Linked DNA regions of Mus musculus: regions 1 and 3 are each linked to region 2. A link is a loop called in an ENCODE intact Hi-C map of the cell type or tissue named here. Cell type or tissue: gastrocnemius. All regions are shown on one strand.

Evidence for each region. Hi-C counts contacts between places; a loop is a spot of excess contacts. Peaks named below come from ENCODE experiments on the same cell type or tissue, not always from the same donor. Only the 100,000 strongest peaks of a DNase experiment are listed, where the experiment ranks them.
Region 1: a loop joins it to region 2, with 2.0 times the contacts of the local background. A loop is called at or near these places in 3 of 42 quality-filtered maps.
Region 3: a loop joins it to region 2, with 6 times the contacts of the local background. A loop is called at or near these places in 8 of 42 quality-filtered maps.

What each region holds. Positions count from the first base shown.
Region 1 is chr9:69,786,699-69,794,698 of GRCm38, reverse strand. The region is part of intron 1 of B230323A14Rik (RIKEN cDNA B230323A14 gene); the gene reads right to left. It also overlaps the pseudogene Gm18745. Among named protein-coding and RNA genes, the nearest start is that of Gm51684, 19 kb to the left of the region's middle. In gastrocnemius, a CTCF peak has its summit at 3,914 (motif pointing right); a DNase peak (open chromatin) is centred at 3,937.
Region 2 is chr9:69,619,100-69,627,099 of GRCm38, reverse strand. No RefSeq gene overlaps it. Among named protein-coding and RNA genes, the nearest start is that of Gm31469, 50 kb to the left of the region's middle. In gastrocnemius, no CTCF peak of the experiment used is centred here; a DNase peak (open chromatin) is centred at 3,579.
Region 3 is chr9:69,502,181-69,510,180 of GRCm38, reverse strand. No RefSeq gene overlaps it. Among named protein-coding and RNA genes, the nearest start is that of Mir3109, 49 kb to the right of the region's middle. In gastrocnemius, CTCF peaks have their summits at 4,411 (motif pointing left) and 7,457 (motif pointing right); DNase peaks (open chromatin) are centred at 2,687, 4,408 and 7,466; H3K4me3 peaks cover 704 bases.

The DNA.
Region 1 (8,000 bases), 170 kb before region 2:
CACACAAACACACACAAACACACATAAACACAAACACACACAGAAAAACACATACATAAACACACACACAAATACATATACACAAAAACCACAGATAAATACACACACATAAACACACATAAAAACCACAAATACACACACGAAAACACATATAAACACACTCATAAACATACACAAACACACAGACAAATACACAGACAAAAAACCCACAGACAAATACACACACACAAACCACAAACAAATATACATATAAAAAAACACATACAAACACACACACAAAACCACACATACAAAAACCACAAATAGATACACATAAACACACATACAAATACAGGCATAAACACACAAAAAGACTGCACAAACACACACACACACACACACACACACACACACACACACACACCTGAAAGTAGAAGGGAGAATAGTTGAGAATAAAGAGGTCATCAGGAGTGGGGTGGGGGGTGCAGTAAGAGATGATGCTGGGGATGAAATGACCATGATCCATTGTATACATGTGTAAAATTGTCAGAAAATTAACTCCTACTGCTACTGTTGTACTCACAGAATGAACTCTCTACCAGGGGAAGGCAGAGAGCAGGTCCATTGCTCACAGCTCCTGCTCAGCCTTGCTCGAAAGAACTCGAAGGTTCTTCAGTGCAGCCTTAAGATGGGGCAACTCTCACCAACCCCTATGTCAGCCCAGGAAAGTCCTAAGCCTAAGCAAGCAGCTGAGCCAGACCCAGAGTCTGAGGCAGAGAAACGGAGAGAAGAAGGTTGGTCAATCCATTTAAGCCGTAGGCTGACTCTTTACAGCATTAGTGGATAATGCCATTAGAATCTACAAAATATTCTTAGAATGAACCACTGAGCTGATCAGGTTCCCCTGAGATAGAAAAACTCTGTTGTATTCTTTAAAAGTCACTCTAAGCAATCAGAATTTGAATATACACAGACTATTTCTCTGGCATAAAAATATTCTACTTACTAGATATATTTTAGCAGGATATGTTTAGAATATGTTTGTTGAAAACTACAAGACATCAGAGAAATTAAATACCTAAAGAAAACAACACAAACAAACAAACAAAAACAAACAAAAAGCTGTGTCTACAGATGTAAGCCTCAATAGTATTAAAATATCAGGTTTTCCCAAAGAGGTCTAAAGATATAGCATGAGGGCAATAGGTTCTGCAAATAGGGATAATATTTGCAGATGATCCAGTTTTATATACAGGAAACTCTAGAACCTCCACATAAATAGTTTAGAACTATTGTGATAAACAAATTATATCCCCAGGACTTTAAATTAACAAATACAAACCTAGGAGCTAAAGAGATAGCTCAGCAGCGAGCAGCCATATTGCTCTTCCGAAGATCCAAGGTGGATCTCCAACACCCACATCTGGTGGCTCACAACCACCTGTAATCAGTTTCAGAAGGATCGCTTGCTTCTATGGGCAAAATACACTCACACACACATACCCCATCCCCAACTAAAAATACAATTAGAAATCAAGGTTTAGTGCTTAAGGTTTAGTCCCTGAAGGAAGAAGCCATGGCGAGCCACCTGTCTGCCACCCTCCATGACCCCACATCTTTGCCACATGGCTGGACCCTCGCTACAAAGCTTCCCTGTTCACAGAGGAGGAGGCAGAGCAGTACAGGCAAGACTTAATCAGGGAGCTAGAAATATTGAAATCTACTTCAGAGGATACGGCCACCTCCAATGGCTGTGACTCAGGGTCCCCTCTTAAAGATGCTGACACAGAGGCGAGCCTGTGGTCACTCGCACCAATAAAGAGAGGTCAGAGAGAGAAGCTACCTGAAGACCTGGTGCTTGCATTATTTGGAGAAAGAGTTGCTGAAACACAACTGTGACCCACTCACCTACTGGAACCTGAAGTGGTCATCGTGGGCTGGGCTGTCTACCTTAGCAGTCCGATTTCTGGGCTGCCCCCCAAGTACAGTCCGCTCAGAAAAGCTGTTCAGCACACCCAGGGAGGCTGGCAGCTTTGGCCAGCCTAGGCTTATGATGGAGCATTTTGAAATGCTTGTCTTTTTAAAAGCGAATCTCCCCTTAATGTGCTTGCAGTATTGAACTCAAAGATGGAGCCACCAGACTGGAAATGGGCTTCTGAGTGCTAGCTATTGTAGGACATCAGGCCAGGCATCTGGGGCTACCTCCCTGTTCTCACCGTAATCTCCACAAGTGCCTTACTCCTCCTTCAGGCCAGGTGTCAAGGTGCGTTTCCAGAAGCCCACTAGAAACAAACTCTTGGCAATTATGAAATAGGATGATCAGGTTTAAAACTATAGTGTTTTTTTTTAAAGAGGGGATAGTAATATGTTTTACTAGAATGTAAGGAAGATGTAAACAATTTTATTATGTAGGGTTTTTATTCAGTTGTGTAAAAACCACAAATCAGGTTCTGTGTCTTAATTGAATACTTTTTTTAAAGATTTATTTATTATTATATGTAAGTACACTGTAGTTGTCTTCAGACACCCCAGAAGAGGGCAACAGATCTCATCATGGATGGTTGTGAGCCACCACGTGGTTGCTGGGATTTGAACTTGGGACCTTTGGAAGAGCAGTCAGTGTTCTTAACTGCTGAGCCATCTCTCCAGCCCCCATTAAATATTTTAATTGCAACAAAATGCTTTTGTGTGTGGCTGTTAAACGAAATCTGTAAATAGGAGGTGGAAGTTAAGTCATCCTGACTGAACATCTATTAACCACAGGCTCCAAAAGTATATCAAAGAGAGAATATTTTGGAAGCTGTTTACATTGCTGAGCCAGGCATTTGAAAACAAAACTGAACTTGGGCGTATCATGGAGTATCCGTCAGGTGGCTAGTTGGTCATGAGAACGTCCCCAGGTCAGGAGTTGTGTTCAGGTTTGACATGGTCAGTTCACTCAGAGACACCCCTCTTAGCATGAGCTCCTTGCAGTTGGATCCAAGTTTTAAAGTCATGCTTAGGAGATGATATGACACATTTACAGCACGTGCCCTGTTGATCAAACCTCCATGTCTCTGATTTATTTTTGTGTCTCTCTACAGTAGATCTATTTCATAAGAAGTACGCACTGACCCCTCACAGTTTGACCAGATGTCGCTCAGATTCAACTTTGAGGAGGTAGCCTGATGACAGGGAAAGTGCTTGTTTATTGCGGTCATGAGAAAAGCCTCAGGCATTAAGGTTTTTTTTCCTATGGTAGGGAAGCCTCCACCATCATTGGGGCATTACAGAATCCCAAGGACATCAAAATGAAGTATCAGCTATCAGACTCTTTACCAGACACCAAAGTTTTTGCTTATGATGTCTAAAAAAAAAAGTTTTTAATTTTCCCATTTCAAATCAATTAAATATTATGGGTGAAACAAAAATCACTCATTTGCCTCTGACCTTTTAGAAAAAATGTTTTGTTGAAATACTGTGTGTAGGCTCGGTCTGAATTTGAGTGGACATGCTTTAGTGTATTTATAAATGATGAACTTGGATTCTGAAATTAAACTTTTTATTTACAATTTTCACACACACACAACAACAACAAAACCAACCCAAAGTTCATAACCATACAGTCTCATAAGTGGTCATTTGGAGGAAAAAAGCCCACCACAAATACACACATAAAATAAATAAAATAATGTAAAAACAAAGAGACTTTATAATCAACAAATTTCACTATTAGAATTAAGTTCCTTTCTTCCTTCCTCCCTCCCTCCCTCCCTCCCTCCCTCCCTCCCTCCCTCCCTCCCTTCCTCCTTCCTTCCTTTGTTTCTTCTTTGGTTCCAATGGTGTTTTTAATTTAATTAATTTTAGTTCTAATTATATATATTTTTAATGTTATGTGTATGAGCATGTGCCTACTTGTCAGTTTATGTGCCATGTGAACGCAATGCCCAGAGCGGCCAGAAGAGGGCATTAGAGCGCCTGAAACTGGGGTTACCAGCAGTTGTGCGCTGCCTTGCGGGTACTGGGGCTGAAAAGTCCTCTGTAAAAGCAGTAATCTCACTTAGTGTTTGCTGAGGCATCACCTCAGTGCCCATCGGGGCTTCCCCCGCCCCTCACAACTGGAATTCCTAAAAGATGTTCTGTATGAAGAGAAATGTCTCAGAGAAAAGATGTGAGATGCAAGAAGAAAAAAACCGATCAGACAAACTAGTAAACTATACAGTTATTTACTCCCTTAAAATAATAATGTCAACTTAGTTGGGTTTAAATCGCATACAAACCTCTGAGCAATACAATGACAAGTTAAAAGTTTAGCCGGGCAGTGGTGGCGCACACCTTTAATCCCAGCACTTGGGAGGCAGAGGCAGGCAGATTTCTGAGTTTGAGGCCAGCCTGGTTTACAGAGTGAGTTCCAGGACAGCCAGGGCTATACAGAGAAACCCTGTCTTGAAAAAAACAAAACAAACAAACAAACAAACAAACGAAAAGGTAATAATCTTGTCGTGGGTTCTTGTATTATTTATAAAGGTAGTCAGGCTATTCATTGTCTTCCAACTTTAAAGTGTGTGATAAAATCTTAAAGCCATAGAAATGGCCGTGTAATTCACTGGTAGGGTGCTTACACAGCATGTAGGGCGTGAGCTGGAGAGAGGGCTCAGCAGTTAAGAGCACTTGCTGCTCTTCCAGAGGACCAGAGTTTAGTTGCCCGCACTCATGCCCACAGCAGCTCACAACCACTCCTAACTCCAGTTCAAGCAGATCCACACACTCTTCCGTTCTCTGTAGGCGCTGCACACACATGGCATACACTTGCATAGATGCACAGATAAATAACAAATCATAAAAAATAAAAACCTCTAAGAAATTCCAAGGATGTTAATGAGGCACATCTTTGGGTAAAAATCCAGGAGGAACCAGGCCTTTAGTCCCAGCACTTGGAAGGCAGAGGCAGGCCAATCACTTGAGTTTGAAGTCAACCTGGTCTACAGAGTGCATTCCAGGACAGCCAGGGCTACACAGAGAAACCCCGTCTTAAAAACAAACACAAACAAACAAGAATTCCTGGAGGATTTTACAGGGGAATTAACTGAGAAGAGGAGGATTCCCCTGAGTATGGGGAGCACCACCCGTGGCAAGGGTTCTAGACTCAACAAATAGAAAGGGTAACCAGTGAAGGCTGAGCACGGACTTTCCCTCCCCCTCCCCCTCCCCCTCCCTCTCTCTCTTTCTGCTTGAGGGAAGAGTCTTAGCCTCATACTCCTGGCTGTCAGGGAGACATGAATAGAGAAAGAAAGGGCTCTACTGCCTCTGACCATCTAAAGTGCCCAGGATCCTGCTACGTCAGATATGTCCCCTGGCTCTTTCCCTCAAATTCAACTCTATGTGTGGCCGCAAATAATGGAAAACAGAATAAAAATGTCCTCTCTTGACTAGAATATTACAGTTTTTTGTTTTTGTTTTTTTAATTCTGCCTTCAATGCAAATCAAATGGCAACCTGTGCCAGATCTGGAATTGCATGCCTCAGTTCGTTCTTTTTTTTAACGAATATTATTAGTTAGGTAGCAATTATGGGGGAAGTGCCGCAGATAAAGCATTGGAGAAAACATGACTGTCAACCTTCAAAAGACTTACATCCTACAGGGATAGACCAGCTCTCAGTAGGTTCAAAATTGCCCATTTCGATGTTCTTTTTTTCTATTAAAAAACAGTGAGTAATCTCAGAGTCATTATATTTCAGAGCAATCGGACAGCCACATTCACCTGAGGTGAACATGTCTCCCCAGGGGTGGCGCTTGGTGTAATTAAGAGTGGGACTCACAGAGAGGTTCTTATCGTATGGCTTGGTAATCATGCGACATGAACCCAATTTATTTCTTATTATGCTCAAGTCAGAAGGAACAGATTAATGCATGAAAAGGAAGGGAAATTTTTTAAAGGATAGTTTGCATCTTCAGTGAGATCCAAGACATCAGAAACATAAAGCTATGAGCATTGTGGTGCACTCTTGCAATACTGGTACTCAGAAGACTGAGGCAGGAGGATTGTGAATACAAAGACAGGTTGGCCCCTATCTCAAGCAAACAAACAAACAACAAAGAAAAAATAGAAGTATTTGGATTTCCTGGAAATTAAGAATATGAAAGCCAAAATAAAACACGTAGAAAAGGGTTATATCAGAAAGGGCATGCCAGCGCGGCATGCCAATGTCTCATGCCAAAGCCCGATGACTAAATTGAGGGATTTCCTCTGAAACCAGCACAAAAATGTCAACAGGATGAAAATTTGAAGGATAAACCAGGTACCAGGTTCTGAGCCAAATATCACATCAGGAATGCAAGATTTATCTAACTAGAGTGTGGGAAGAGAGAAAACAAGATGGATATAAACATGTGCATATTTCCCTAATATAAATGACATAGCAAATGTCCTCAGGTACAGTGGAGATGGAGAAATGACAACACACAACTTCTAGACGAAGTCTGGCTCACAGTTTGAGGTACAGTCCATCATGGGAGAAATGGTCTGGAGGCAGCAGCCAAAGATTGCCAATTATAATTGCACCCCCAGTTAGGAAGCAGGTAGACTAGGAACAGGAAGTGGCGTGGAGCTATAGAACCCCAAGACTCACCCCTAATGACCCACTTCCTCCAAGGAGGCTCCATCTCATATAATCTCCACAATTTTCCTAAACAGAACCAACAAACAGGGACCAGACATTCAAACATATGACCCTACTGCATTCACAACACACTACTCCATGGCTTTCCGGGTGCCTTTGTAATTGAGCGACTCAGTGTACTAGAGTCATCTGGAAAGAGATGGTGTTAAGTATATCTCTAGCATTGTACTGCAGACTATTTAAAAATATCAGGAAAAATGTGGCTCTACCTACAGGAAAGTTGACATTGGAGGGGAGACCAAAGAAAACTGTTGGAAAGTGGTTCTAGAGAACGCCCTTAAACTATCTTGGTGTGTTATCCAACTTATGCCCACACAATCTCCTGCCCTGTGAGATGGGATACTTCAGAGTGAAGGTAAGTTGAAGTCAGAGGTTGTTCAGGGAGCACAGATTCAGGGCTTCGGGGCTGCGTGGTTGGTGTAAACATTGGAAACTGTATCATGACCCTCATTCTTTACAACTCTCTGATGCTTCACCTACTCTTACACAAGAAGAAACCTCACCTTTTGAAAAGTAGAGTCCTCCAGCAGAGTCTGAACAGCGAATCTAATTCAGTAAGGTGTCCGTTGTCTCTCAGGCTTCACCATCAACCTGTACCTACAGGTTAGCAAGGGATGGGGGTGGTACGGATGATCCCAAGAGCCCACCCGGGAATCACATCTTTAAAATGGAAGAGCCACCTTAAAAGTCATCGCCACTAAGAAACACATCTGTGGGGTCAGTGAAATGGCTCAGCAAGGAAAAGCACTGAAGGCCTGAGCGTGGCACCTGGAGCCCACATAAACTCGAATGCAATGATGCACATCAGTAATGGTAGCACGCCTTCCACTCCTTCAGTGAGGTGGAAGTAGAGACGGGAGAATAGCCGGGAAGTCTCATGGGCCAGATATTCTGGAGTAAACAACTCAGTTGGGCAGAAGCAGTGAGAGTGATGTTGCCTCAAACACGAAGTAGAAGACAAGAACTCATTCCTACAAGCTGTCCTCTGGCCTCCACACATATACCAAGACACATTTATTAACAAAAAATAAGTAACAAAATGTGTGTGTGTGTGTGTGTGTGTGTGTGTGTGTGTGTGAGAGAGAGAGAGAGAGAGAGAGAGAGAGAGAGAGAGAGAGAGAGAGAGAGAAACATTTTTGCCTAGAATATTACCAGCCAGAAACATTTTTCTTTTTCTGGAAGCTATTTCTTTCCTGGTCCAAGCAAACCACAAACCTGTCGGCAGGACAATCTGGTCCACAGGGTGGAGAGCAGCACACATCCCTGAAGAACATGGCATTATTTATTGACTATCTGCCTCGCTCACATCTGTGAGACATGGAAGCTCAATGATGGTTTACAAGACCATCAGTTTTAAACAAC
Region 2 (8,000 bases):
CTGGAAGGGGAAGGCTGCATGGACATGGTTTGAAGCCATGTGCGTTTCCTACAGACACCTGGCCTCCTGTGGTTCACAGAGCAGAGTTTTGCTTCTACAAAGAAAAAGGCACAGAGGGAGGAGTAGGAAGGAAAGGTGAAGATCATCTGCAGAGAATAAAAGTGCAGCATGCATGCGACCATTCCAGGCGTTGGATGCAAAGCCTTTTCCTTCCACAGGGCTCCAAACATGTAAAGTACCGTAAATGTTTGAACCTCTTTCTCTAAAGTCTACCTCAGTCTCCAGTGTTCGACAGCTGTTACTAATTCATAGTGAACACGTCCCTCCTTGTAGTCCCTGTCATTCTCCACAATCACTTATTGGATACTAGTCCTAGCTAACTGTCTCAGAGAAATAAGGCAACCCAGGCCGCTTCTAAAATGGCACCAAAACACAGAGGGAACTACTCAAACTTTTCTGAGACGCAGCCAACCTTGTAAGAAATAACAAGGAAAAGTGTTTCCCCAGCCCCAGGTGCTAGAAATGAAGCAATGCACACTGCTATGGCCACCATCTTGTGCAATGAACAAGGTGGGAAAATAGAGATTCTAATGGCAAAAGGCTGGGCCGAAGAAGATGGAGCAGGGCCTGCTAGGGGAAGTTGCCAACTAACAGGAAGTCAAGATTCTAGGAGATACAAGGAAGGGAGGTGTGGCGGTTTGAAGGAGAATGGTCCCCATAAACTCATAGATCTGAATGCTTGGTCCCTGGGAGTGGCACTATTTAAAAGGATTAAGGGGTGTGGCCTTCTTGGAGGAGGTGTGTCACAGGGGGTGGGCTTTGAGGTTTCAAGAGCACAAGCCCAGCCCAGTTGCTTTCTCTTCTTACTGCCTGCAGGTCCAGATCCAGAACTCTCAACTCTTCCCCAGCAGCTCGCCCGCCTGTGTGCTGCCGTGCTCCCTGCCATGATGTGCTGCCGTGCTCCCTGCCATGATGATAACGGACTAAACCTCCGAAACTGTAAGCCAGCTCCGATTAAATGATTTCTTTCATAAGAGTTGCTTGGTCACGGTTTTTTTTTTTCTTCATAGCCATAAAATACTGCCAAAGACAGGAAGCCATAGTAACTTCAGCTTTATCCAGCTCCAGGAGGTAAAAAAATATATATATATGCTACAGGAAATCCAGCCCCAAACTTGCTTGGGTCGTGCTCTTCCAGAGGACCCCGGTTCAATTCCTAACACCCACATAGCAGCTCACAACTCTCTGTAACTCCAATTCCAGATCTGGCACCCTTACACAGACAAAATACCAACGCACATAAAAATAAATACATCTTTTTAAAAAAAAATAGAGGCTAGGAACAGAAGATAGTATAAAGGAATGAAGCAGGCAGTGGAGGTGTGCAAGTCTAAGTCTGGAAAGACAGCTCTGCATCTAAGAGTGCCGGCTGTTCTTTCAAAGGATCCAGGTTTAGTTCGCAGCACCAGTGACAGCTGATTCACAGCCCTAGGAGGACCCGATACCCCTTCTGGCCTCTGAGGGCAGCCCTGCTTCTGGAAAATTCTGGAAAAACGTAATCAAAGTGGAAAATTAAGCAAATGATCCAAGTTGCTATAACAAAGTACCACAAGCAGGGAATCTTAAAACCACAGAAATATAGGTTCCATCTAGCTCTAGAGGTTACTAGTCTGAAATTGAGGTATTGGCAGGGTGGCACTGCCCGTGGCCCTCCTACTATGTATCTATGTTTAAGCTTCTCTTGGTGATAAGGACAGCAGTCACAGTGGGTGAAGGCCCATGCCAACAACCTCATTTCAATTTGATTACCTTAATGAAGACCCTATTTCCAAATGAGGCCACATTCTGAGGGACTGAGACTTAGGTCTTCATTATGTCTTCTTTTGAAAGATACAACTTGACCCATAACGCATGCTGTAGAAAAAAAATGTGGCATTTTGAGCAAACTATATCAGTTATGAAAATCAGTCATGACATTGTGTCATTTGTGACGTTGGAGAACCTAGACAAGTGTATGTTAGGTGTGTATGAGTGTGCCTGTTTGTCTGCATGTGCACCGGGTGTGTGCCATTGCCTGTGGAGGCCAGCTGATCCCTCTGGAGCTGATGTCACCGATGGCTGCGAGCTCCCAAGTGAGCATGGGCCCTCTGAAAGAACAAACAGCCACTGCTCTTAACCCTGAGCTATCTCTCCAGCTCTGGTAAGATGACATTTTGACTTAGAGATTCAATACTAAAATGTAATGATCTTTCAGAGATAAGTGATAGAGTGCCTAACTTTACTGTAAGCGGGGAGAAGGGTCAGGGATTAAAGCAAGCAGCTCCTTGGAATAAAGCCAAAACAGGATGGTGGCTGGCAAGAAGTGATGAGCCAGGCATGGTGACAGCATCTTTAATTCCAGCACTGGGAAGACAGAGTCAGGCAGATCTTTGTGAGTCTGAGGCCAATTTGGCTACATAATGAGTTCTAGGACAGCCAGGACTTCACAGACCTTGTCTCAAAAAACAAAAAATCACATTTTAAGTCATAGAATTTAATTGAACTAAAGTAGTCAATTAAAGACAAATATTCTGAAGGTTTTAGTAATTTAGTTATGTGCCCCTCAGAAGAATCAAGTATTGAAATACAATACCACACACAATTAAGATGAAAGGATGGAAAAAGGTCTACCATCAAATAGAAATTAAAAAAACAGCTTAAAAGTACTAACCTAGAGCGGGTGGTGCTGGCTGTGGTGATCTTTATTTCCAGCACACAGGAGCCAGAGGCAGGCAGAGCTCTGTGAGTTCAAGACCAGCCTGGTATACATACAGTTTCAGGCTACCCAGAGGCACATAGTGAAACCTTGTCTCAAAATTTAATTTAATTTAAAAAGTATTAAGGCTGTTGGGGGAAAGCTCTTTGGAGGAGTTAAGAAGGGTCATTGGTTTATAACAAGGAAAAGAAGTGGGTCATGGGAGACAGCGGCACGGTGATCAGAGATCGGGTGAACCAAAGCACATTTCCTCACCCTGCACAAAGTAAAACCCTTAAACAAATCATGTAAGAAATTGATAAACTTGTCAGAATGCCAGGAGGGTCTAAGCACGCCTGTTTTAGATGGGCAAGTTTAACCAAGGTGCACCCTTTGTCTCTACAAACAAAGTATAAGGTCCACAGCTGTCTGTCTTCTGCCAAACCGAACATAAGATAAGATGTATGACCCCTCCCGGAAAAATACTGACATTCAGCTAAATGGGTGGGAAGCTAAGTGCTCCGGGCGAGTCCACAGCTTAGAAAGCATGTGCTAATAATTCATTACTGTTAGTGGAGACTTCCCTTTTAACAAGCACAACTATTACAAATGGAATAATTAATGAAGACATAAAATAATGGATTGAGAAAAACAGAAAAAGAAAAGTATGTCACTGTCCTTCCTCTGCAGTATTTATGAGAGGCCAGATTCATTTCTTAAATTATTAACTTACTGCGTAAGATAACTTATATTCATCCTAAATGAAGGGAGAAATCTACCTAAAAAGATTAAGACTGGTAAATAGAACTTGCTATGATTCCCATAAGACGATAGCGGCAATGCTGCCCCCTAGTGGCTGACTCCAGCAACCTACTGTGACCTGGAGGAAAAGCTTTCTGAACCGTGGGTCATTTTCCAAACAAAAGCTTTAAATATAGGCCACAGAGTTGATGATTGCGTAAGTGTTCGGTCAGTGTCTGTTATTAATGTCATTCCCATCATTACCATTTGTATTATGCTTAAGCCTACTGCTAAGAGTCTCTGTGGCGGGTAGCTATTTCCAGGCTGACAGTCAGACCACACAGCAAGGGCAATGTATATCTAAGGAATAATCTTCAGTCCCTTTTCTCAGGAGACAGTGGGACAGACAGTGGGACACTTAGCCATTGCCTTCCTAGTCCTGCTAGCACAGTGCACAAAGAACACCTTGGAGATTAATAATGATGCCCTGGAGAACCATGGGCACTCATCCCCCACCCTAGAACTCAATGGAACAGCCACATGGCCACCTACCACTGAAAGAAGGCAGGCAGGTCTCAGGTACAGTGACAGCACATGAATGTGTGTGTGTGTGTGTGTGTGTGTGTGTGTGTGTGTGTGTGTGACAGATTAAAGTTTGTAACTTCACATTAAGAACAAGCTCAAGTCTGATTTCATCATCAGAGGTCCTCTTTAATTGAATATTATCATCTACAGGGGGAAGCAATTTTACTATTTCTAGCTTTTAAAAGTTTGTGTCTCAAACTGAACTTGCTGAGAAGGCTTGGCATACACCGTCCGGGCTTGAATCTCAACTGTTGGCCGCAGAGCAGCCAGATAGCACTCAGTCTCTCTCCAGAACGGCAGCTGCAGGACCTTGCTTGTCTTAGCTTGTACATGAACTACCATAGGGTGTAGGTGAGGGCCATTTCCACGTTGGTTTTGTGATCCAATTGTGTGGCTTTAAGATCAATCAGGAATGCTTAACTAGAGAGATGGCATCTTCTTTCTGGAGAGTTATGACTAAGCAAATGAACTGGAGTTGGGGGAAGGAGGGAATGTGGGCCAAGCCTCCTGAAGGTGACTTGGGGGTCTGAAACGCACAGCCCTTAAAATGTCTTGCTGCCAGTGCTGAACCCTCAGACTTTTTGTAAAGGGAAAGCTGTGGATGGTCATTCAAAGCTTAGCACAAATCAAAGCAGCCAGCCATTTACCAACTTGGCTGCTTTGATAGTTTTTTAAATATTGTCGATACTTGAAACCAATATGGGCCACCTGCTCCAACCAATCAGAACACCCAAATGTGAAGGAATGCGCTCCACTAAGTGTTGACAAAGGGTACAGAGCTTCTGAACTCACAGTGCCTGTAGAATCATCCGGAAGTTTCTTAAACACCTGCCCTATGACCCGGTAAGCTCACTCCTGGGCACTTATTTAAGATAAATGAAAAGATCCTCACAAAAATCACTTATATAGGGAACTTCTCAGAAGAGAGGGTAACAGGTTGTAAAAGCCAGAGGTCAGTGTGTATGGCGCCCATGAGCTTGCTGCAATTACGGTTTCCTACACTAGAGCTACACAAGATACATCATCAGAAGCAGTCAACAGTCCAGCAGGAAGCATCAATTTCATTCGGTGAGCTACTGAAAACGATTGGGGTGGGGGGAATTTTGAAAAGGTGGAGAGATGCCCAGTAGGAGTGGGATAAAGGGCTGGGGCTTAGGTAAGATCAATATACATTATTCACATGTATGAAACTGAATAAATAAGATTTTTAAAAAAAATAAACCCAATATACTTTTCCATTTATCTAAAGTTTAAGAAGTAGTTGCAACAACAGACACATGAAGGTTGGAGACTAGTCCTAGAGAACCGGGCTTCACACCAGAGCAAGTCCAGACAACAGCTTAGAAGATGAAAATGTACAAGTTGCTTCGAGGGCTGGTTACACAGAACTTCCTTGTACCAACACCACACACTTAATAACTGTGACTCTCAGTCTTTGTAAAGCATGCCTCAATTCAGAAACAGCTGCTAGTTCCAGTTCTGAAATTTGCTGTGATAAACATTTTGGTTTTTAAATTATCCTGTCAGTGTGGGAATGTGCACTCCACAGCTTGAGTGTGTGTGTGTGGGGGGGGGGGGCTGGGGGAGAAAGGGGGCTGGGGGAAGGAGAGGGAGAGGGAGAGGGAGAGGGAGAGATAGTCCAGTGATTAGGAATGGGCTCTCACCTTCTAGCTTGAGGTAGGGTCTCTCCTTTCTGTTGTACTGCCAACCTGTGTGTTTCCCAGGGAATGTTATGGCTCCACCTCCCATCTCACTGCAGGAGTCCTGAGGTTACAGATGTTACCCATCACAATTGGCCTTTGGGGGGTCACCCTCAGGTCATGCTTGTAGGGCCAGCACGTTCCCATACTAAGCCGTTGCCTCACCAGCCATGCCAGGATGAATGTAACCCACTAGAAAACAACTTCCAGGCATAAGGCCAATCTAGAAATGAAGTGAAGGTCCTTAGAGGGGGAGGTCTTGTCCATGTATAGTGTCATCCGACACTGTAGAACAGCAATGCAGAAATCAAGGTGGGCACAGCTACAAGATAAGGGAGGGGCTAAGCCTTTCGGAATATGCCGTTTGAAAAATGAGTCCTAGGCGGTCTTGAATCTCGGCCACTTGCCCTCGATAGGAATAGTTAAATGATAACAAGCAGGGTCCATATTTTTAATTAACTCAACACTAAATGGTTTTATTTTCAAAGCAGGGGCACCAGCCAGAGCCCAGATCTCATTTTGAATTCTGTATTCTCAATTCATTCTTTATCCACAATGCTCGGTTTATGATTTTACTAAATTTCTTCATTTGAATGATGGCCTTGTGGTCAACAGCGGGCAATATATTTTTCTTATATAAATTTTAAATACAAAGGCAAATGACATGGAAAAATTAGAATCGATGGCTTTGGGACCCAGGCCCTTGGACGTCACAGGCAAACACTGTGCTCCTGACTTGAATCTGCAGGTTCCACTTCATGTGGGTTGTATTTTTCATACATCATGGGTTTTTATAAATTTACTGTTCAATCCAGCAGCCCTACTTTGTTCACAAAATATAAGCAAAACAAATATGTCGGGGTAATGATGCCGGGAGTCTCCCTTATTGAAAAGAGCAGTTTATTAATACCTTATTGCTACAAGCTAGATCTTATTATCATCTTGGGTCATTTAGAATCTTATTAGGTATTCTGCTGGTGGATGGGTAATCCTGTGATAAATTCTTTGGCATGTCCTTCACAGTTGTCATAGCAGGACCATAAACGGCATTTATAACTATCTCGCCTAGAGGAAGTGGCTGGCAATTGTCTGCTTAGCATGCAGGAAATATTCAGATCGTCTGAGTCTGGGAAGATACCAGCCCATGAGAGAGCTCTCAAAGTTTGCACAGCACAGGTTTTCCTGAAGACTCCCCCCCTTTGAAAAAGGCACCAGGTCAAGAATGTGGGGACCAAAACCCATTTGGAAGCCACCCAAAGTTTTTCCTGCCCAGTCAAGCAGACAGCAGGGCAGGGCCAAGGCAAGGTTGGTTCATCCCTGAAAGGCTGTTCGAGGCTTTGCTCTCAAACACCACATCAAAGCACCTGTTATTGTATATTGAGTAATCTATTTTAAACATTTGATTTCACAAATTAAATTGTGATTTTTTTCCCCCTGAATTAATGTTTAGCATCTAATTAGTACATCAGATGAGAAGATGAATCTAAAGGGGCATAAGATTAAGAATGTAATTCCCAGCATAAGCTACTCTGGCTGTACACAAAATTATAAGATTTCAACACTTATGCAAATCCTCTCTCTCTCTCTCTCTCTCTCCCTCTCCCTCCCCCCTCCTCCCTCCTTCTCTCTCTCTCTCTCTCTCTCTCTCTCTCTCTCTCTCTCCCTCGCAAGAGAGAGCTGTGTGTGTGTGTGTGTGTGTGTTCTTAGGGAACTGTGAATGTGGACACACACATACAAATCCGCCACCGCTATTCCTAGGACAAGCCTCCTAAGGAGCAAACAAGACCATGTAGCCCTTTCTCACCCCAACCAGCACTATGTGCCAATACACACTTCACGATAACTCACAAGTAATTTCTCTTTATTCTTTAGCAACTCTGAGTGTTTATTAAAAACAGCTGCTTTGTCTGGAATGTTTTTGCTCTTTTCCCCCACTACACCCAGGATGTCTTAAGTTAGATTCTTATACAAAGGAACAGAACCGAGGATTTCTAAGGTAATTTTCAAACACAGAAGAGGGAGTGCCTAGGAGTCAGGGAGAGGGAAGATCAGGCACGGGGATCATTGAGCGGCTTGTTTGCCCAGCTGATGGTCCAGCCTCTGGGAATCTGTGAGAAAAGGAGACAGGAATCTGGGTCTTTTTCTAGTTATTCTCCTTAGACATTGCTTGTGAGCTGATCCTAAAGGCAATTTGTGCCTATCTAGAACAGAAGAAACCCTGAGTTACACAAACAGCTGGG
Region 3 (8,000 bases), 120 kb after region 2:
ACTGCATAGTATTCTTTTGTAGATACTTGTCTTAGGGTTTCTTTGCTGTGAAGAGACACCATGACTAAGGCAACTCTTATAAAGGACAGCGTTTATTGGGCTGGCTTCCAGTGTCAGAGGTTTAGTCTGTTACCATCATGGCAGGAAGCATGGTTGTATGCAGACAGACATGGTGTTGGAGGAGCTAAGAAATCTACATCTTGATTTGCAGGTAACCAAAAGGAGACTAGGAGCCCTCAAAGCCCGCCTACACAGTGACACACTTCCTCCTACAAGGCCACACCTATTCCAACAAGGCCATACTGCTTAATAGTGCCACTCCCTATGGGCCAAGCATATTCAAACCACCACAATACCATAATCCCTTTAAGAACCACCCTCTTCAATTGGATCTCTGTCCCCATTTCAGTGATGTTAGTGATCATGAACATTACAATGTCTTTTTATTCACAACTTTGATCACAACTTACTTGGGGTGGCTCCCTGGGGGTGGAGATAGGAGACCAGACATCTCCACAGTCTAAGGCTTGACACCTACTCTCAGGTTACCTTTCAGAGAGCCTGAGTCATGAAATGCCATCATTCTCCCTCATCTTCCCCCTCACTCCATGATGCTAGGTTTTAATCCATGCACTTGGCATTTAATTTTTTTAACATATCCATTGTGCCAATTCATAAGTTGATTGCCAACTTGACAGGATCTAGGCTCACATAGGAAACATATCTCTGGGTGAGTGTGTGAGGGAGCTTCCAGACTGAGTTAACTGAGGGGGAAGACTCACTTTAACTGTTGGCAGCACCATCCCACGGCCTGGGTCCTGGACTGTGTGGAAGAAGTGAGTGAGCACCAGAGCCCCTCTCTCTGCTTCCTGACTACAGATGCAACATGACAGCCACTTCATGTTCCTGAGGCCATGATGGACTAAACCTTCACACTATGAGCAGAAATAAGCCCTCCTTCCCTCTATCCCTCCCTCTGTCCCTCCCTCTGTCCCTCCCTCTGTTCTTCCCTCCATGCCTCCCTCCCTTACTTCCTTGAGTTACCTGTATCTTGTTATACAGCAATGAGACTAGTAACTAATGCGCCATTAGCTAAGCAGGCCATTTTCTGCAGCAGCTGCTTTACCTAGGGCACTGGCATAGCTCTCCCATAATTCTAGCCGGAGTTTGGGGCTCTGGTGCTCCTTGCTCCCTATTGTGATAGAACTCACCCACAGGTTGCATCAAAATGCAATCCAAGTCCAGCAGTTCTGTGCTGGTCCAAGATGCTCTGTCTAAGAAACCCCAGATGCTGCTGATCCATAGACATGGCTCAGGGATTTAGATCATCTTCTCACTGGTCCCTCTCAGTCCCCCAGATATGCCTCCATTTCCCAGGCAGCCTTCTCCAGGCAGGTCCCCTGCAGAATCAAGATGAGATTCCCCACCCGCTCCTTGCGTTGTCTTACATAATAAACCATGGAGTTGCAACGGGGCCTCCATTTCCCCATCTGTGGAGTGAAATAAAAATGAAGAGTAGCTGGCCTTGAAGCCTATCTCATCTCCACCAGGAAGGGATGTCCCCCCTGCTCAAATGGAACTCCGTGCCTCCTAGGTTCCCTCCCCAAAAATTTGTTCTTTCCATTTCAGCTTCCTTTAGAATATTTGAAACACTCACCAAGCTTTTATTTCTTTAAAAAAAAAATTATCATATCAATTCTCTTTTCTATTCCCTTGTAATGAATGCCTCTCCCTCCTTCCAGAGGCTTCCACAAAGTTGCAATCAACTCCCATCAAACTTGCCAGTACCTAAAGAAAAACAAACCACAATAAACCATCACGTGTCTTCCCTCTTTTTTTTTTTTTTTTTTTTTTTTTTTAATGAGAGGGCTGTGCCTGTGTACCACGGGGTTTGTGTTTGGAGGGGACAACTTATGACTTGTGGGAGTCCACTCTCTTGTCCACTGTGTGGGTCCGGAGGACAGAGCTCAAGTCATCAGCCTTGGAAGCAAGCACCTTTACCGGGCTGAACCATCCCAACCTTGCCTTCCACTCCCAACGTTCATTTTGAATATTCTGCAAACCCCTTCCATCCTGCATGTCCCTGTGCCCCCTATGTTTTGAGCTGTTCGCCATTCTTTGTCTACAGTTTCGAGGAACCTCATATAAGTCTCGTTTCTCTGAGGAGCAGCTAACCCAATTCCCCACTATCAGGACAAAGCTTGCTGATCAATAAGAGAACAAATCCCATCTTATTAGGTCCTGTTTGATCTTCAGATTTCAACTACGTTACGCTAGCTCCACAGGAGAGGTGCCAAGTTACCTCATAAAAATAAATTAGGGAAGCACCCAGTTGAAGAGAAAATGAATTTGCAACCCTTAGAATGTTCCAGAGTCCCGAATGTGTCCCGCAAGCCAAGCAAAATGCAAGGATTCCTTTCCCTGCCTTCTCTACGCATTTATACGCAACCCTCCTCTCTCCCTGCAGAAGAACAAACACTCGTTCTCTCCACAAACATTTTAGTGTATCCTCCTATTAGGGGTGGCTTAATTCCGATGTCTGCTGCAGTTTGTGTTACTGAGTTGCCGCAGACTCTGAGGAGGGTAGGGAAGGCCTGTAAGGAGCCTCGCTGCAGTCTGTCTGCTTAGATCACATCAAGATGGATACCTCATCTGGACCAGCGTGGAAGCAACCACGTCCTTCCTCCTCCCTCTGCTCAGAGAGCCTCCACAGGGATTAGATTGTTATCCAAGCTTCCTGGACTCACTCCAGATGCAGATTGCAAGGCCGGCTCCAAGGGAAACTTTAAAAGGTGACAGAAAATAGACCTTCAGCAGAGCGGGTTCAGAAAAACCACATAATAACCTTTGCCGAGTTTAACTCCATCTTAGATACCCATAAATAGACCTGCTTTCAGGAACTAAGAACTAATCCTACGGCGATAATACAAAGCCCCGTCTCTCATTCCGCAGCACCGTGCAGATTGCCTCAAGAATCACGAGCAATCTCCCCGACTCCTTAAGCTGTGTAATTCATTTCTGAGCACCCGTTCGAGAAACCTCATTAATTTAGGTGGCCTTTTTGCTGTACATCCGAGGCACACAAATATTTGGTATTTTTACCCGAGGTCGGAGTTAAAGAAAAAAATTAATTTCTCATTTTCAGAAGGGATTATGAACATGAAACACTGTGACAGTAACACGCGTCCATTACCTGATATTCTCTCTCTCTCTCTCTCTCTCTCTCTCTCTCTCTCTCTCTCTCTCTCTCTTCCCTCTCTCACATGCACACACACACACACAAGTAGAATACATGAAGATAAAATTGAAAGAAAAATGGGAAAGACTATGATAAAAGCAGTGAGTTTTCTGTAACCCCACCTCAATACTCCAATCAAACATAAGATGGAAGAGCTTTGATTGGGGAGGAAAAAGGGAGTCTTTGAACATGGACGGGTGGGTGCTGTATGCAGTCACTTCACCTAGATTTAGCTCTCTGAATTACCAAGTCCCTGGATGGAAGCTACACAGTCACCATTAAGCTGAGTTCACAATGGCCCCTAAAGGAGCTGGGACTTCAAAGGTGGCTCAATGGGTGTTTTCCGTTCTTCATTATACCCGATACAAGAGTAACCTGCACTAAACAATCCACTCTGCCTAATTAAACGGAATCTCTTCCTCTCTATTAAATATTTAGAAGTGCCAGCTGGGCATAAACATGTCACCGGAGAAGGTGGGAGGGGATACCCTCTTGATACTGGTCAATAACTGACTTAACCTCCTTTAAGCAAAGCTGTGGTCTGAATAGCACCAGGGCACATAAATTATTCTAATTACTTTACTATCAGTAAAAACTGTTTAGAGGTAAAGAGTGTTTATTCTCCACAATTATGCTCACAAGAACCATCAGGATATACAATCTGGAGGTGTGGGTCTTTGCTCCAGATACCAGCAGATAGCTTGTGGTATTTTCTTTTTCAATTATCCATGTCTCTAAAAGCTATGACAGTATTTTCTACCATGGTCCTATCCAGATTAGATAGCAAGGTTTTGTTTTGTTTTTAAAATATTTTTATCATAGTTCTTAGTATTTTTAAAAAGACACTTCATGTCTTCTTTGAAGACGGAATTTCTCTTAATGTGCTTCGAGTTTGTGTGGTTTTGTTTTGCGGTTAAAGCAAGAAAGGTGTGCAAATTGTTTGCTCCTTTTTGAAACTGGTGGAGGAATTACAAAGTTCTTTCGGCTCATCAAAGTAGTTTGGCTTGCATGCAAGGCTCACTGACAAACCTCCTAACCTTTTTTAAAAACATATGGTTTTTATTTGTAACAATATTTGTGACATAAGGTTTGTTCGTTATACAACCAGAAAAAAATTGTAGAAACCAGTGTTTGATGGCGATTATGAGTTGAGACGCTTTGTTGGAGCGCCCTCTTGTGACCAGGCTTCACCAATGCAACTTCTGTCCTAAAAAACATTTTTTTTAATGATTATTTATTTATTCATTCATTTTCGGAACAGCATTGATCTATGGGTATAGACATAAATATTTAGAGGAGACTTTGACATCGCATCTATTTTTCAAACAGTAAATATGTTCTCCACTTAGACTTCTGACATCCCCAGCCACAGGCTTTTCTTGAGCAGGTTTACAGTGACAGGCATGGATCTCCTTTGAAGAGAGCCTCAAATCCAATCAGAAAGCAGTTGGTTACCCCCGTAACGACCAAGCCATTGGGCACCTCCTAACTCCAAAAGCACTGAAAAGTGTATTTCACTGAAGTAAAGAAATAAGTGAGAGTTTTTAAATGTATGTGAACGCTTAAAATGTACATACAGAATTTCCACAGAGCAGAAAGTGCTTTGAAAAGAGACAGTTTGCACCCAACCCCAAGTGCCCATCAGGAAGTCACAAGGGAAACGCCGCTTATGCCCTGACTCAACACCTCTGTCAGATGCCAGTGGTGGGATTCAGATAGAGCCTAGACGACAACGACGATGAAAACGGCGGCGGCGGCAGCGGTGGCAGCGGCGGTGTGAAGGCTGAACACGGTCCCCATCACTGCCTGAGGCCCCCCAGCATGCTGTAAAGACATGTTTCCGTTGGTTAAGTCCTTAGTGGTTGCTGTCCTTGGGTGAAATGTGGTTTTTCTTTGAGACCCTCCCTCTTATACTTGGACATGAGAATTTCAGCAAAAGAAAAGACATTAAAGGAGTTAGTTATGCTAACTATGTAAAATACAGTGTTAAACATAATGTTAACTATGTAAAATGTAATGTTAACTATGTAAAATGTAATGTTAACTATGTAAAACATAATATTCTAAGTAAAGTCTTCTGAAAGCATTTTTATGCTTCAATGTTCACTAAAAATAAAGTTATTTGGGGAAGATTGTTGCATTTTACCAGGAAACCTGGGCTGAGAAATTAATATATTTTGAGGGCTGGAGAGATAGCTCAATGGTTAAGAGCACCAACTGCTCTTCCAGAGGACCTGGGTTCAATTCCTGGCACCCACATGGTGGCTCAAAACTGTCTGTAACTCGCACTCTCACACAGATGTACATGCAGGCAAAACACCAATGCACATGATATAAATTTTTAAAAAATGCTTTTAAAGAAATAAATACAATTTGAAATCACTGTGGTTATCATTCATAGAACTTTCTCTTTGAGATGAGAAAATGAGCATGCACTTATTACATATCTTTAATTTTATACAGTTTAAATTACTAATTTCGGCATTTAAAGTGTAACAGAGTTTCTTATTCATATAAGAAATTAAAAGCTCAATAATAATATTAAAAAGGAATTGATGAATGAAGACTATTTTCTTGAGGTAGAGTCTCAAAGTAGCTTAAATTATCCCCAAACTCAGTAAGTAGCCAAGGATGGCCTTGAACTTCTGATCTTTCTGCCCCCATCTCCTGAGTGCTGGGATTACAGGCCTGGTCTATGCCGGGTATATGTGGTGCTAGGTGATGAACCCAGGTTTGGTGTCTGCCAAGTAGACAGTCCACCCTCTGAGCTACCCTTCTAACCGAGGACTCCTCCTAGACACAGGATATTGTAGATCTTGAAAAAGCTTGAAGCTATAGTGTTCAAACTAGATGTTTTACAGGTTTAAAAACAAAACTAAACAGTTGAGGGCCGACGACCTCAGTTAACTCACTGACATCCACGTGGCCAAAGATCTGACTCCTGTAGGTTGTCCTCTGTTGTCGCCCCCCTCCATCCCACCACACACACACACACACTCACTGTGGCATGTGTGAACACAAGTACACACCCACAAATGTAATTTAATTTTTTTATTAAAAAATACAGTTCATCACATGAGGCATGCCCGTAACCCAAGCCCTTTGGGGACTAAACTGGAAAATTGAGAAAATGGATGAGAATCTATATCAATGAGAAAAGAAGAAATACAAACAGCAAAACAAAGCCCACGGGTGGGTAGAAGCTTATCCATGGTCAGGATAAAGAGCCGCCAACCTGGAACTAAAGCTGGAGCCGGAAGAGCATCCTGTTTCCACAATGAGTGCAGCTCACAGTGGGACTCTGCTGCCTTTCGCTTCCACTAAAACTTCTGCTCGCTGCTGGGTCTTTGTTACTTACTTGTCTCTCTGTCTCTCTCTCTCTCTCTGTGTCTCTCTCTCTCTCTGTCTCTCTCTCTCTCTCTCTCTCTCTCTGTCTCTCTCTCTCTGTCTCTTTGTCTCTATGTCTCTGTGTGTGTGTTCTCGCATGCACATGAACGTGAGTTTGCACATGTGGGTTCCTGCATCTACATGGGATGCTGAGGGTGGCCTTCAGTGGCATTCCTCAGAGGGCCCTGTCCCCTTGCTTTTTGAGACACTGTCTCTCCTTGACTGGAAGCTCACTGGTCACATTAGCTGGCAGACCCACAAGCCCCAGAGATCTACCTGTCTCTGCCCATCTCCGTCTCGCCAGCACTGAGATTACAAATGTGCGACACCACGCCCACACTTTTATTTTCATTGATGTGGATTCTGAAGGATGAACTCGGATCCTCAAGCTTGCACGACAAATGCTTCGCAGACTGTCTCGTTCTTTATAATCATAACCGGATTTTTTTAAGATAAGAAAGGCAGCTTTAGAAAACCCTCCATGCAACACTGGAAATAGGGCGCCCTCTCTGAAAATTTCTGGAACTCTTATCCCATGCCTATTCATGCCAGCCACAATTCTTATAAATTACAGAGTGTGGGGCTGGAGAGATGGCTCAGCCGTTAAAGGCTAGGCTCAACAAAAACTGTTAAGAATTACAGAATGTAAAGACCCGAGAATAGGAAGTTTGCCCTTAGGACCACAGCACACCTCGGAGACTGACCTCCATAGTTATTAGGAATAACTTTTAGTCACTAAAGAAGAGTCCACAGGCTTTGCTGTAGATTTTTTTAATTCCAAAAATCAGAAGCTCTCAAGTCTCCAGCAAATCCAGGGCTGTGGCCATTCTGCACTTCTCCACAAGGTGGCGCTCTGCCTCATTATAAACTCCTCCAAGAAGTGATGTTCCCAGCCTCAGAACAAATGGAATTGTGAACTATAGAGATGGTTTCATGTGCCTCTGTGCTTAGTGTCCTGACGTTACAGTTATAATAATCCGCTCCTCCCCCCAAAGTGGATACCTGTGCCTGCCTTGCACCCTGAAGTTCTGGTAAAGAACGTGTGATGCTCTGATGGAGTTTCAATTAGGTATAATCAAGAGATTACGTGTGTGTGAATGTGTGTGTGTGAGTGTATTTATGTGTGTATTCATGTTTTGTGCATGTATGTAAGTGTGTGAGAGAGTGTGCGTGCATGTTATATGAGTGTTTGAGTGTATGTTTGTATGTGTGTATATGTGTGTAAGCATGTATATTTGCATGTGTGCTTGTGAGTGTGTGTGCATGTTGCATGAGTGTGTGTTTGCATGTGTATATGTGTGTGCATAAGCATGTATATCTTGCATGTGTGAGCATGTGCCTTCTGGTGTGGGTTTGTATGTGTGTGTGCTAGTGT